Linked DNA regions of Homo sapiens: region 1 is linked to region 2. A link is a contact called in ENCODE Hi-C or POLR2A ChIA-PET data. All regions are on one chromosome and are shown on one strand. Each heading gives the region's core, a stretch centred on a gene start or an enhancer-like site at or near the end of the contact. The rest is flanking DNA. Distances are from core to core; before and after follow the strand shown.

What was found. A loop is a pair of places that touch in the nucleus more often than their neighbours do. ChIA-PET counts read pairs that join two places held with the same protein, here RNA polymerase II (POLR2A). Pooled maps may share reads with other maps.
Region 1: a map of PC-3 shows a loop between it and region 2 (4-fold over the local background). The contact joins the enhancer-like site here to the promoter of LRATD1 in region 2. A Hi-C loop is called at or near these places in 2 of 168 maps with a recorded cell type or tissue (PC-3 and PC-9) and 3 of 50 pooled maps. POLR2A ChIA-PET finds 5 or more read pairs at or near these places in 1 of 52 experiments (activated T-cell).

The regions. Positions count from the first base shown.
Region 1 is chr2:14,771,741-14,779,518 of GRCh38, reverse strand. It overlaps a transcript of NBAS not described here. Among named protein-coding and RNA genes, the nearest start is that of LRATD1, 140 kb to the right of the region's middle. Within about 2 kb of position 1,363, at least 3 of the 41 ENCODE cell types and tissues checked have a DNase peak (open chromatin) inside an H3K27ac peak, as active enhancers do; they include PC-3 and PC-9, where a contact is called at or near this core.
Region 2 is chr2:14,629,254-14,636,296 of GRCh38, reverse strand. LRATD1 (LRAT domain containing 1) reads right to left here and starts at 3,580. Exons shown (of 2, transcript NM_145175.4): 1 at 3,360-3,580; 2 at 1-2,353. The coding sequence starts at 2,317. The coding sequence ends at 1,439.

The sequences.
Region 1 (7,778 bases), core at 114-2,613, 150 kb before region 2:
AGCCAGGAGCCAGTTTGCAGGGTGGAGGGAACATAGTGAGGAGCTAAGGAAATGAGGTCAGCAAGGTGCCAGAGCCTGTCCCTGGGGCCTGCTGACCTTGGGCTTTGCACTCCACTCAAACGGTGCAGAGGACTGATGTGAGCTATTGTATTTCAGCAGGTTTATTCTGACAACTACATTGAGACTATGCTGAAGGGGCCAAGCGCTGCAACAAAGATACCTGTTAGGAGGTCACTGTGTTAGTCATGGGAGGGAGACACAGTTCAATGAACCAAAATGATAATTCCTAATATGAGACATGTGATCTTGTCATGGACATCAGTGCCTCTGTCTGGAAGATGCCTACCCACTCTTTTCTGTTTCATCTTCAGCTCCTGGATATTGGTGTTCTGCTGATCCTTCATACTTTTCACTGCATTGATTACCTGAACTCTGCAAGAGATTTTGGACTCCAAATCAAAGATCAAAGCGTCTTGGATTAGTCATTTGATCTTGGCTTCTGAGGGCTCATTTGTAGAGTGGTGAGAATAATATCTAACTTGCTAATCTTTCAGAGACATTCTGAGAGACATATGCAAAAGAAACTTGTAAATAAAAAGCACTGTACAAATTAGGGGTGTTCATCTACTTCATAACATTACTGTTATTTTCCTAATGATGCTACAACAATCTCCATTCCATGAGCATCAATGTGAACCATCTATAACCAATGCCTTTTCTTTGTCCCCCAATCCCTATTGTTTCCTGAACTTATTCATGTTATTTTCTTTTCTTTTTTTTTTTCCACAATGTGTCTCTCATTTGTCCTTCTTTTTTAAACATCTGAGTCCAGGTCCTTGTAGGGTGATATTGAGGCCATTCAAATAACTGTTTGGGGAACTTCCCTGCATCCTGTGTTCCACACTCTCCCCCAACAAAATCTAAGTTCTCTTGGCCCAGCAGTTGGCTTCCTTCCCAATGCAATCTCTTCCTCTTCTTCCAATCTCATTTCTTCTGGTCTGGTACATGAACCCCATGGTTCCAGGATTTACTTACAGTCACCCACCATATCTTATGTTTTCCTATTTCTATGGTTTGGATTAACCACTTCAGTTTGAAATAATATCCCTTTCTTTCCTCCTGTCAAAAACTATCCAATCTTTCCTAAAGCCTTTTCTGTTGCTCCTACTAATTCCTCTGTTACTCCTAGTACCCTAATTCCTCACTCACTGAGTCACTAAGTATTTGTGCCATATTGCTATTACTCACCTCCTTGTGTATTCATGCCTTGTTTCACAGTAAGACCATCTTTAGGTAATCCTCAGTCCTGAGCACAGAACACTAATTATTCAGAAGGTGAAGTTTTTGGGTTCCTATAACTTCCTGTAAGTATCTAGGTTCCTATAAGTATCTGCAAAGTCAGCATGGTTTTTGAAACACAAAAGGTGATTCAGAACTAAACAGACGAGGTTTCAATCCCAGATCCCCCGACTGTTCACTGTGTGATCTTGGATAAATTTCCTAACATTTCTGAGCCCAGTTTCTCCAGCTTTAAAAGGGTTATAATAGTAGCCCTACCATATGGGATTGCTCTGAGAATTGAAAATACTTATGTAAAGTGCCTATCCAAACTGGTCATAGGAGTAAATATTCAATAAAATAAATCCATTATTATAATTATTACTGGTATTTTCATAAAATAATTGTCATTTGCCGTGAGTGAGCTTCCAGACTCACTTCTTGCTGGGCTCAACTTCCCCACTGTTAGATTAAGGGAGCTGAACTAGATCAGTGTTTTTCAAATGCTTTAAAATTATGCCCCTTTTACTTCTTAAAAAAAACCCCACATTTTTCTTTAGTGTCATTTAAAATTAAAAAGTAATTAAAATATTGCATTTAAAAAGGATGCAATAATTAGGACAAACATGATCATTTTCAAATCAGAACCCAAAGATGGAACTCAAAGAATTAGATACCCTCTCATTTCTTTTCTAGATCTAATATCTGGCCTAATCCTAAAATTTTTGAGGAGGAGAAAAGCTCACCTATGTCTAATTTTTTTCTGTTATGAAATGCAACTAGACTTTGGATGCCTGGCATCTTTTGTCTCTCCAAAATCTCTCTTTACATAAAAACCTTATTTCCATCATTTAAACATACATGGGGGCCAGGCGCGGTGGCTCAGGCCTGTAATCCTAGCACTTTGGGAGGCTGAGGTGGGCAGATCACTTGAGGTCAGGGGTTTGAGACCAGTCTGGTCAACACGGTGAAAACCCATCTCTACTAAAAATACAAAAATTAGCCGGGCATGGTGGTGGGCACCTGTAATCCCAGCTACTTGGAAGGCTGAGGCAGGAGAATCACTTGAACCCAGAAGGTGGAGGTTTCAGTGAGCTGAGATCGCACCACTGCATTCCAGTCTGGGAGACAGAGGGAGACTCCATCTCAAATAATATTAATAAAAATAAATAAACATACATGGGGACCTTGGAGTTTCTTTCTTCCTCTCTATTATTTGCTAGCACCGGCCCAGCCCTTGCTCTGAGGAGCGTCGGTGCACATTTTGACCATCAAAAATCCCTCCTTATAGCATGCTCTGTAACTGGCACCTCTCTTCGAGTTTTAAGTAGTGGGAACTGTGGACTCTGGAGGGTAGAAAAATTTACACATGGTAAATACTATTGATTTTTCTGGCCTGGAGATTAATTTAGAAAAAAGGAATCTGTTGTTAGTATGAAGGTGATGTGCGATGATGGAGAAAGGAAGGGGGCAGAAATCAATCCCTGAGAGCCGCCAATAATGTACTACCATCAGTATCATTTTGACAGGTTTACAATCAAATGCTATTGATTTCTCATCAGCCTTTTCAGTTAGCTTCAGTGGTGAGGTTTCTGGGTTTCGAAAAATAAAGGGTTTCTAACAGACTTTTTTTGCTTTAGCTTTTGCACCCAGGAAAGGGCATTGTGAGTTGCTGAGTCAGCCTTCACTTGTTGTGTTTTTGTGCATTGTAGTTTGGCTTGATGGTGACGGAAGGAGTTAGTATGGAGGGAAGCATCTGTGTGGGATCCAGATAAGCATCTTTGATGAAAGGAACAGTGTCACTTAGAGAATGGGACTTTCCCAAAGCAACAGTATACAAGCAAGGTGAACCTGAGGGCTTTGGGGTAGAGGCAATTAGTAGGTGACTAATCTCTGAACACATGCCACATGCTGATGCCTTACCTGTGCCATCTCATTTACATCTCATAATCTCCAAATTACAGATAAAGAATTGAAATTCAGAGTTCAACTAATTCCCTAGGCTACACATCTGAAAAATGCAGCTGGGATTTGATCTCAAGACTTAGAAATTGTTTCCATTTTTTCCCTAGAACTTTTAGTTCATTCACATGTCACTCTCAGTGGTGGGTGGTGAGTTGTCTGGCTCATCAATTCCAGGGATTTGGATGAACTGGAAAAGACTTGAAAATTTGTCTTTTTCTTAGAGTGGCACATAACTCTACCTCCTTGTCCCTGATCCCAACTACTTATATTTGTAGTTCCTGGTGCAGGTGGTAGGTGTCTTGTGGAGTAAGTGCTGCACCCATACCTGTTGATGATGATGGCTCTTGAATTTGGCCCACAGACACACATCATAACAGTGACAACAAAATGTATGGATTTGTCTGGTGTACATTCCTGCTAGGCACTAATGGGAATTCCCTGCCACTTGGGCATTTATTTTTCTTTTTTTATTTCTCCTTGTGAACCCTAAGTGTGTATTTAGAAAGAAATTGTTCTATTGAAGCATTTCCCCCTCCCGATGGCCTTTTCAGAATTCAAATTCAGATAAATTCTTACTGCACACTAACAATAGTCACTAACTAAGAGAACCCGGATTCCAGGCCCTAAGCACAGGTGTGCTATTTCTGTGTTGTGGGAGTGAAGAGCACTAAACGTGGATCTAAGGGAATGAGTTGAATGAGTTCTAGTCTTGTCTCTGCCACTAAATTATTTTATAGCTTAGGGTAAGTCCCTTATTTTCTCTAAGTATTGCTTTCCTCATCTATAAATAAAGGGCTTGGAGTGGAGCAGGGTTCCCAAATTTGTTTATGTAGTGCAGCAACAGGAAATTTGGGTGCTTTGTCCCAAATGCGATGAAATTATTTAATTCCTGTATACCAACAGAAAACATTTTTTTTTCTAGAAAAAAGTCTTATTTTCTACACTTATTTCAACAGTTACTCACCTTTCTGAATCTCAAATGAGAATGCCACATATTTTAAAGAAATCATGTATAAGTCTGATAAAAATCACCTAGGTTTACCTAGCATATACAGCATAAAGGGTGAGCCTGCCCGGCCGAGTAGAGAGAGTAGAGACACTTGATAACAGGTATGATATAAAGCTACGAAATTTTTATTTAATTTATTACTTGCCAGCAGACTAGCTGTAGTATGAGCTAAAAGTTTAAGAAAAGTTGTGTGAGGAAATCTTATAATGGAGAAAATTCAATTTTGGAGCTTTTATTTTTCCCCAGCAAGAGCTGGGAACATACCTCATGGGTTTGTTTATAGAAGAGAATGTGATAATGTGCGTAGAATAGGTAATTTATTGCTTGACATGTAGTGGGATTTCCCTTAGGTTGATCTCATTTGATTCCAGTGACAGATCACCTTCGTTGAACTCTAAGTTCCTTAGAAATATAAGGATTCGGGACATTTTGAGATCCCTGCCAGAGCTGACATTCTCTGATTCATAGATTGGTTTTCTCCAGGGCAGTAAACCAAGACTCCTGGGAGTCAGGAGTAGGGATAGGAGTGGGGGTGGATTTAAAGATGGGATGGGACCCTCTGGGTAAGCAACTGTCAGGATTATATCCATCAAGGCCTTGTCTCAGTCCGTTGATTGCATAAAGACAATTCTCTCCGACATTCCAAATTCTGTGATGTCTGCTGATTATACACAATGCCATCTGTCAGCTCTGTAGCTGGGCCCCTAATCTGTGTGAAATTACTTGAGAAGTAAAAAAGAAAGAGACCCAGCAACTTTGCATTAAAATAAACCTAGATGTATGCAATTGGACAGACATCTTGGTAGGCACTGGAATGATAAAAAGTTGATTAGCAGACTTCTTACCCTCAAGGCAGCATAACCTAGTGATGGAAACTCATGTGAATACACATCTATACACTTATGACCTCCAGGGGTAATAACTCTAGAGCAGGCACAAAATGCAAAGGGTAGGACATTCTTATTTTGACGTGGGAGAAGCAGTGGTGTCTTTCCCAGGTTGAAGCTTTAAATTGCTGTGTTTTTGCCCCATCTTCTTTGTCCCTACCATGGAGATTGTGAATGAGTGTGTTGAGATGGAGACTCTGTGGGCTCAGCTACCTGTGTTTGATTACGAGACTTTCCATCCGACCTGTGGTGGACATGTAGCGTAGGTGAGAAACAAATCTACATGAAGCCACTGATGCTTAGGGGTTGTTTGTTCTCATAGTGTCACCTAGCCTTTGCTAACTGGTACAGCCAGAAGGAGATTTTCTCTTTATTTACTCTCAGCTTCTACCTACCCAGCTCTTAGTCCTTAACCTTAAGTAACCTAGATCTTGCTCTCTTCATTCCTTCAACATGTCTTGCAGAAAGGAATGCCAAGGATCTCCTATTTCCCAGATCATGGAGAGTTTGTCAGAAGTTATCCGACTTGCATTCTATGGTATTTGGTTTTGTAAACCAATACATCCTTGGAATATTTTTTCCCTTGGCTTCTATAGGACTACACTCTGTGAAGTATTTTGAAGTAAAGAGCGGGGAATAAATCCTGGTGTGGTATCCTATTAATATAAAAAATATTTATAAATTGTTATATCATCTTCAACATTTTTTGCAATTAGTCAGTAGTCTTAAATAACTTTATTGGCTGAGTCAAATTGTACTCAACTATCTCTGGTAATGGGTAGTAAGTATTACAAGGTTCTAAACAGGTTAAATTTTAAAAAAGAACTTAAACTAAGCATATTGATAGCTAATTTCAAAATGCTCATATTTATTCCTTATTAATGTTAAATACAGATATTATTTTATTTGCTAATTATGTAATAATGAGTACAGACTATTTTGAAGGTAACAAAACAATTTCTTTTCTTACTATCATATTTATAACCTCATTGATTATACATGTCAGCAGATCACCAACATTTTCATTATATAAGAAAAGAAAGAGTCTGAAAAATAGAGAATGGTTTTGTCATTGTGAAAATCCTCCAAATATAGGGAAGCTGAGCTGGAAACAATTAGCCTGCACTTATAAAAGTGTCTAAGATAAAGTGTTTCTGTTCCCTAAAACAGAAAAAAAAATACCAAAAAAGGACATGGAAATGTAATATATTCATTTTTGTGTGTTGCAAAAGAATGCCTCGATTTTTGTCATTTGTTCACTTTTAGAAACCCCATCCCTTTTATTTCTCATTGATTGTTCTGGTTTACCATTTACCAGGTTTTCTCAGTGCACAAGTACATACACAGTCTAGACCTGTGTGGCCCCAAAACTCAAGGAAAAACAAAATATTTCAGCCAGATATCCAATCTGCTCTGCTAGATGTTCAATATATACACATATGAGAACATGAAACCTGTTGGCTACATATGTATATTTTGATTCTAATGCTTACCTTTAAATTTGTGTTTGAAATGTACAATTTAAAATAACCTTTTATTCTATTTAGCTGGGTCTGCTGATTGGAGTTTTCAATAAGCTGCTTGGCAAGACACACCAGGTTGTGAATGCAAGGAACAAACTCTCCTACTGCTTTTTCAACATTTACCAGCTGAGATTCCTAATCTTTGGATTTGACTTGCTCAATGTTCTAATCCTTGTCTCCACTCCATCATGTCCCTTGACAACTGATTTTATTCTTCATCTACTATTTAGGGCTTCCTTTCTCTCTTCCATTTGAGTCTTTATCTGCTTTTATATTTATCATTCTTTATCCATGCAATTTTATTTCTTTTTGGTTTTTCTTGTGCCTTAACAACCCTCAGAGGAATGCTCCCTCTCTGTGCCCCAACAGCCAGCCAAGTAACTGACAACGTGGGATACAGTGAAAGCATAAGGCAGAAGAAGTAGCTGAAATTTCACGGGGACTGAAACTGACCTAGCAATCTTTAGCCCAAGACCCAGGTACCTGAAAAATTGTTCCTGTCCCTTCGAAGTAAAAGATTCTGGCTCAAAACTCCCCTTAGGAGGTCCCTGGTGCTATCAGGAAAGGAAAGAAAGTAGGGCTGTTGCTTTGCAGGTGTGCTCGGAGCTAGAGCACATAACTGGGAGGAGTCAGCATCCATGAAGCCAAGAGGGTCTGCCTTTGCCAGGGCTACCTGGGCAAACTTCTGGGATCTTAAGTCATCAACACTGTAGCTTGTGTCTGATCTTCCAAGTCTGTGGAGTGTGTATCCTCCTGTATCGATGTGTGTGTGTACATTGGGTGACTCTGCATACATGTGTACATGTATCGGTATGTGCAAACATACTTCTATATGGGCAGGTATGGGAATATGTGTGCATATGGGAATATATATGCGTATATGTTTGGGGGCAAGTATTGTATATCCTGAGACTCAGCACTCAGTAAATATTGGTAGAGTAAATAAATTATTCCGTTTATTCAATTGCATAAATATTTATAGAATAATTTAATGATAAGCAGAATCATAATAACTAATAATAATGGAAAAAAGGAAAAACTTCCTCTAGAGTATTTGTGAGAAGGGAAATTTGCCTCCGTGTCTGCTCAGGAGTTGTCCCTGAGGCAGCTGCTGCT
Region 2 (7,043 bases), core at 2,331-4,830:
CTAGCAATTTCCACCAATTTCCACCAAAGCAGTGAACCCCTTAACTGACAGAAATTCAGTACAATATACACATTAATTAACAACTCCACCATTACTAGGGCTGCTGTTGAAAGCCAAAAAATTAACTACAATATTGAAAAACAGAATGCTTACAATATCTGAGAAAAATAGAGTGAAAAGGCAATGTTAGCTAAGCTCTTAGCTACATCCACTCTTAATGGCCCCCAGTATTTAAACTATCATGGATTAAAGCCATGAAAATAAAAATTTCAATTTGAAATTTTATTAGCCTGTTGCTAAAATGGTCAATAAAAACATCAACACGATAGGCTTTGTTGACATAGTTGGAAAACTGCTCTCTCATTTTTAAAACTTTATTTCCACTTCCCCAGCTTTGAAGATTTCTATGTTAGGAAAAGCCAAACTAAATATACTGGCTATGGTGTTGTAACAATGCTGGTTTCTGGAATGGTGCCATGTCCTCCCCCTCCCTCTCCTCCAACTCCTTTAAAAATATGACTATTTTTGAAATGCAGCCCGAGGAGGGAGCAATCAAGGGTTCAGAACAATAAGCGCCCTTCACACATTCAAGTTCCCAGACACCAGGTGAACGAGCGAGCTCCTTGTCGGGGGCGGGGCCGGCTGTCCTCACCGAATTCGCAGCGCCATCTTCCTCCCGGGACCGGGCCGGCTTCCCTTCTGCCAGCGAGGGAGACTCGCAGGCAAAGGCGGGTGGGGGTGGCGTTCGCTTCCCACGGTGGAAAGAACCGGAGGCAAACACTGTCTGGCTTAGCCCGCAGCCTGGAACACAATGTCAGGAGACCTGGGGCTGGAGAGCTGGAAAAGTCCCGGGCAGCCTCAGGATAACCCGGAATCCCGAAGTGCTGTCTTGGGGAATTATTCCCAAGTGCACAAGGGACAGGCTCGATTTCTTGGAAATCCTGCGATCTGGGGACGCATCCACAGAGGAGCTGAACTGTGCCCTGTAGAGACCAGTTCTCGCCTCCGACCGGTCTGTGTGCGCACGCTCGGGGCGGTGATGGTCCCTTTTGAGAAGAGGGTTGTTTTCGAGTCGGGCCACAGTCACTGGCCATGGACTCGCGGGGAAGGCCATGTCCTTTCTCCCCTCAGCCCCTTCCCCGTTCCCGGTTTACATCTCAAGGGGAAAGCGCACGCGGGGTCTCCCAGCACCGTCACCACCGCTGTGGCTGTCAGCCAGGCGCTCGCAGCGGCGCCCTTTCGGCCCTGGGGCAGTTCCTGAGACTTCCTGCCGCTGGCTTGGGGATGCGGGGGTGCAGCCCGGGCCCGGGCCACCGGCGGCGGACGCGCGTGGCGGGGCGGGGCAGAGGTTGAGAACCGCTGACTGCGAAGTCCGGGTGCGGGGAAGGGAAGGGAGCGAGGTGCGGGGGAGGCAGAGGGGCCGGCAGCCCCTAGGCGGCTACTCCTTGTCGTCCACGAGGTCGGCGAGCTCCTGGAGCACTCGCAGGCGGCCGCTGGCGTCGATACGGCGCTTCTCGCGGATGAGGTCTTCCAGGCTGTGAAACCTGGCGGTGTGGACCTTGTTCTCTCCCAGGTGCACCTTGAGATAGTACTGCTGCTGCGGGGGCTGCGTGCCTGCCGGCACCTCCCCTCCCGCCTTGAACTCCCGCTTGCCAAAGCGGCACCAGGCGGCGAAGCTCTCCGAGTTCGTCCAGCAGATCTCCTCGCTCTTGAGGCCCAGGTGGCCGCAGGCGTTCTGCACCACCAGCTCGGCCACCAGCGGGCGGTAGCGGTACCAGCTATTCACCACCCGGCCCACGTTGGCCGCGCCCGCCTCATACAGGCTGTCCTGGCGGATCTCGCCTTGGTGCAGGTGGATGATCTGCCCGCCGCCCACGTAGACGGCCCAGTGCGGGGCGGGCGCGGGCGGCTCCGGCGCGGGCTGCAGCCACAGCAGCTCCAGCAGGTCGCCGGGTTCGCAGAGCGCTGGCAGCGCGGTGACCGCGTAGACGCTTAGGTCGGCGCCCTGAGGGCCACCGCTCACTTTGGAAAAGATGCATTCCTGGCCCCGAAAGGCGGAAAACTGAGTCTCGTTGAGGACCAGCTGGTGCAGCAGGTGGTGGTGGTGGCGGCTGGGGCTCTCCGGGCAGGGGGTGCAACCCGGGGGGGCCTTCACGCCAAACTTGTCGGGCTGCCCGCGTTCGTCCAGGTCTTCCTCATCATCCGAGAAGAAGTAGGCAACCCCGACCCGCAGTTCGTCCTTTTCAATCCCCGACGGGTCCCCTGTGGGCAACTCGCTGTAGTTGAGGTGGGTGATGCGGTCCAGTTGGTTGCCCATCAATGAGGTGGCGAGGCGAGGGCCAGGAGCGGGGATCTGCGGAGGCACAGAGAGGCAGAGACACCGTCAGAGTCCGGGCTGCCCCTTTCGGTGTCCCTCCCCAAGACGTGCAGTGCCCCTGGGACCTGCCGGCTAGCTTACGTGCCCTCACCGGAGTCACCCTTTCCAGCCGAGTCCTCCGTGCCTCCCCAGGGGTACGAGGGGCGGAGAAGCCGCCACAGGTCAGGCGAGAGCAGACGCCACCACACAGCCTCCGACCCCTTCCGGGAACTCGGTCCAACTCCCAGAAGAAAACACCCAGGCTGGCTGGAGAGCTTGCGGGGTCCCGGTGGGGAGGAGAGTGCTGGCTGTGGCAGTGTGGGAGACGGACACCCAGGAAGGACCGAGGGGTGGGCTGAAAGGGAGAAGGGAGCCTAAGGCCAGTGAGCTGGGAGCAAGCTCCCATTTCTGTCCCCACCCTCTCCAGCCCACCTCCCAGTTTTGCACTAGGTTGCCTTCCTCCCCTTACAGCGGCTCGCACAATGACAATCAGACACATTCTCAGGCATTCACTTGACACCAGCAACATTTTGGACACTTGGGAGTCCAGACACTGGCAGCCTGGTATACTGGTGTATGTCACATACACCCACAATGACAAACCTTCGCGACGACACACTGGCACACTTAGACCCCACACATTCGTACACAATTTCAGCTCCACGCTTGCACGCTCGCCGTTGCACGTACGCCCAAGCACCCGGGCACACCTGCCCTCACAGGCAGGTGCACTCTGCCCCTTACTTCTCTTGCCTTGTCCCCATCAGGGCCAATGGGACTGCGCCAGGGCGAGGCTGCTCTGTCTAAAATAACCTAACAAAGAGGCAGGGGAAGGATGGAGAAAGCCAGTGCAGTGTATGTGTGTGGGTGTGGGTGGGAGCGTGTGTGTGTAGAGAGGTTCACTTTTAGCCCAAAGACCCCTCTCCCTCCTACCCAGCACAGGATCCAAACAATCGGATGAAGAAAAACCGTTTCCAAGGCAAAGAAAGCCGCTTCTCCCTACCCGTGATTTCCCTGCTCCCGAAACCCCAAACTCCTTTAAAGTCTCCTGGTCCCCATGGGTGCTGAGGAAGCGGCGGTGGCGAGTGGGTCCTGGGCTGCGCGTGGGGCTGCGGCTCCGCTCTACCCCGAGCCGAATCGTGCGGTGCGGCGCCCGTGCGCCTCCAGGTCTGCGCTGGCCGGGGCGCCTGCTCCCACTGGACAGTCCCGGCTCGGCTCTGCTTTCCCACCGCCGCGCCGACGACTCTAAGTAGCCGGAGCAGCCGGTCCCAGGGCCCGCCCCAGGACGCGCTCATTGGTTGGGGCGGGTGCTCGAGCTGTGTCAATCTTCGCCGGCGGGGGAGGGGAGCAGAGGCGGGCCTCCTGTGCGCTTTGCTCTGCTCCGCTCCGCCCCGCCCCGTACCCCGCACACCCGACCGCGCGCCGCCCCGGGGAGCGGAGGTGTGCGCACCCGCGGGGGGCGCGGCGCTTTCTGCCAGGTGCCGATGCCCGCTTGCGCCCGCGCCCCCCAGCTCATCCGAGCTGATTGTGACTGAGAACACAGCCCGCCCGCGTTCCGTGTTCCAGGAAGACAGACTCCAGCGGGGAAGCTGAGTCTGGGTATGGAGAAGAAACCCCAGGGCACCCCAGTATGGCCCAGGCACTGCGAGCGGCCCGGGGCAGGCAGCGACATTGCCCGAGGCGGGCGTCTGGGCCCTGCTGGGATCCCCCAGAGCCTTGGTTCCCGATGGCCCCTAGGCTGGTCCTTGGATCGAAGACCCTTTTCGTTCCCCAGACGTCTTTGAAATTGCTCCTGCGACGTTTGGCTCCTCTTCTTTGACTGGAGTGAGGCTGCTGACCCAGAGCTGATGCCCGATTTAAAAGGAGCTTGGTGTCAAATGCCACCCAAAAGCCTGAGCTTTGGCCGGTGCATTCCCTGGCTGTGCCTATGATATTGGCCTCCAATTTTCTGAATATAGGAGGAGTACCTCACAACTCATGTATGTGAGTTCATACATGCAAGCAGAGAGTAGGATGTAAAAGTGTTTTCCAAGCCTCAGAATTGGGATTGCTAAGCAAGTTTTGTTTGGTTTTGTGGGAAAGGAGGCTCCAGCAGTAGTTAATGATTACATTTCTGGATGGAAAGTTAATGAATGAATGTGTTCTGAATATTGGATGCTGAAAAAATGAACTTCATATATACAACATTCCAGACCAATAGTTTCAAAAGTTCCTAACATTAAGCCTCAAAGAGTTCTTAGACATCTGGTTCTGGCCCCAATGCTACTCATCTTTAAGCCTGGGCTCCAGCAGCTTTTCTATGAAGCCTCTTTTCTTTCCCAATGAGGAATTTGATACTTCCTATTTGAACCCCCCACCTCTTCCCTACAAAGCGAATTCCTTGAGAATAGACTTTGCATTCTGCACAACCTTGTATTCTGGGCCTCTTTCCCAATGCTAGTCATGCAGTGTGTTCCATCAGTAATAGTAAAAATGAAAACAGCCTGTATTGACCACTTATACGTGGTCAGACACTTAAGAGTAAATTAAGTAGACAATTTAATCATTATTCCTCTGTAGGGTACTCACTAATATCCGAATTGTAACAAACAGGGAAACAAAAGCTCCAATACTAGTACCAGCAATCCATCCAAGCCTACGGGATACCAGATCCAGTCTTTCACTAAGTTATAGTGTTTATTGAATAAAATCTTGTTTCATAAAATGAGAAAACTGGTGTTTCAGAGAAGTTAGATGATTGGCTCAAGGTTACATGGAGACTGATCCATATTACAACCCCCTTTTTCTTTGCTAGACTTTTCTGCTTGAATATCTTCAAACCGCCAAGCCTCCAGTTTATGTTTGCTTTCTGAAGGTCTCTGTACACCCCCACAGCCTCCAAATGCAGTGATTTATCAAATTAGATGCTAAAATATTGCTGGAAAAAATGGTTTTAAATGACCATCGGTATACAATTGATGTACCTAAATCTTTTTGGAAATTTGGCTATTGTCCATGTGCATGCAAGTTATCAGAAAACAAGTTGCCATTCGTGGAACTGACCACAGGTTGAGATGGCCTTTTTTATACTTGCCATAAGTAATAAACAACTCATTTTGGCCCTGAAGTCAAGAGAATTGAACAAGTAGCTTTAGAGATAAGGAGTGAGTTATTGGTCTTGTTATAAACTGGACTTCAGGGCTGTCTGGGATGAGGGTATCTGAAGAGTTCATTGTTGATGTCTGAGAAGAACTCTTTGAAAGCAACTCAGCGTTTGAATAACTTAAAAAATATCCTCCCTCCATCCCCAAGATCAAGCCTTGTGCACAGACATTTACAACTCATTTGTTGTGTTCTGCCCTACGTGTTCTATTTCATTCTGCTCCAGACTACAGAGTAAGCAGGTCGTTCCTCTTTGTTTAGTATTCCAATACTATAAAGCATAATTAAGATAAAATGTTGTCAGTTATTGGAGATATAGTGCCTAAAGTTTAAAATTTTTGGCCTCTCCGTTTCCTCTCATTCCCCCTGCTAGGCTAAACGGCTAACTGCTTTTGTAATCACATGGGAGAAAAAATACCCTGGAGCCCCCTTGAAACATAAGGCAGGGAACACATTGACTGTGAGGCTTGAAATAAAGGGAGCTAAAAGTAAACTAAGGAAAATACATCTACACTTTGTCTTCTTTTGGCACTTACCAGATAATAAAGTAAGACAATCAAATGAAGGATGCTGATTGTAGAAAATGTTTTATGTTCATCACAAAATATTGTTTTCAAATTGTTTTGACTTTTATTTTTTACTCCATCCTGCCTGCTTTTACAATGAGAAAATACAGTGCTGTCCAAAGTAGAATATAGTTGTCCAAAACACAAACTCTGAAAGCCAACTAATTTAAACTCTTTTTCAACATTTATTGCTGGGTAACCTCGAGTCCGTTATTTAAACTTTGTGGGCATCAGGAAACTTCCTTATCTGTAAAAAAGAGATAATAATAGTGGTTACCTCACTGAATTGTTGTGAGTTCATACATGTAAGCATAGTGTCTGACGCACAGTGAGTTTTCAATCAAGGCTATCTTATTATTATTCTTGGTGGAAGAGAGAGGTCTCATACCCTACTTGTTTAGGACAGCTGTGCAGTTCTCTTTCTCCTTTGCCCCAGGCTAAAGGTAGCAATAGATAGTGTCCAAGGCTTTCCCTGATTGGGGTGTAGGACTGCTTCTGTGTTAAGGTGGTGAGATCCCTGCCTATCCTTCAAATACTCTGAGACCTAAAGCTCTCTATAGATTTCAGCATGTGAGCCCCTGGGCTGATCATGTGGTAGCAGGGAGTGGGGTGGGGGTTCCCTGAAGGATTTTTAATTGTTTTAAATGAACATTTCCGGTGTGAGGAATTTGTGTGGGGAAAAAAGTTACAGGGGAGTGATTAGGAGTCAATCAAATGTATGTGATCTTTTCTGCTGGTGCCATCTGATGTATCCTCTCTCTCTCTTTTTTTTTTTTTGTTTTTGGTTGCTTCTTTGGCACTATTTGAAAAGCTTTACTCCAAATTTTACTGAACAGGTCCTTGGCTCAAACTGTCATCCTTTAAAATTGGCCTTGGAGCTTGGAGTAAGGGTTCAGGAAAATTATATGCCCCACTTTATCCTTTAATGAAATGAACTGTTCCATCTCCTGTCCTTCACTGCCTTAGGCAGTTAACATACT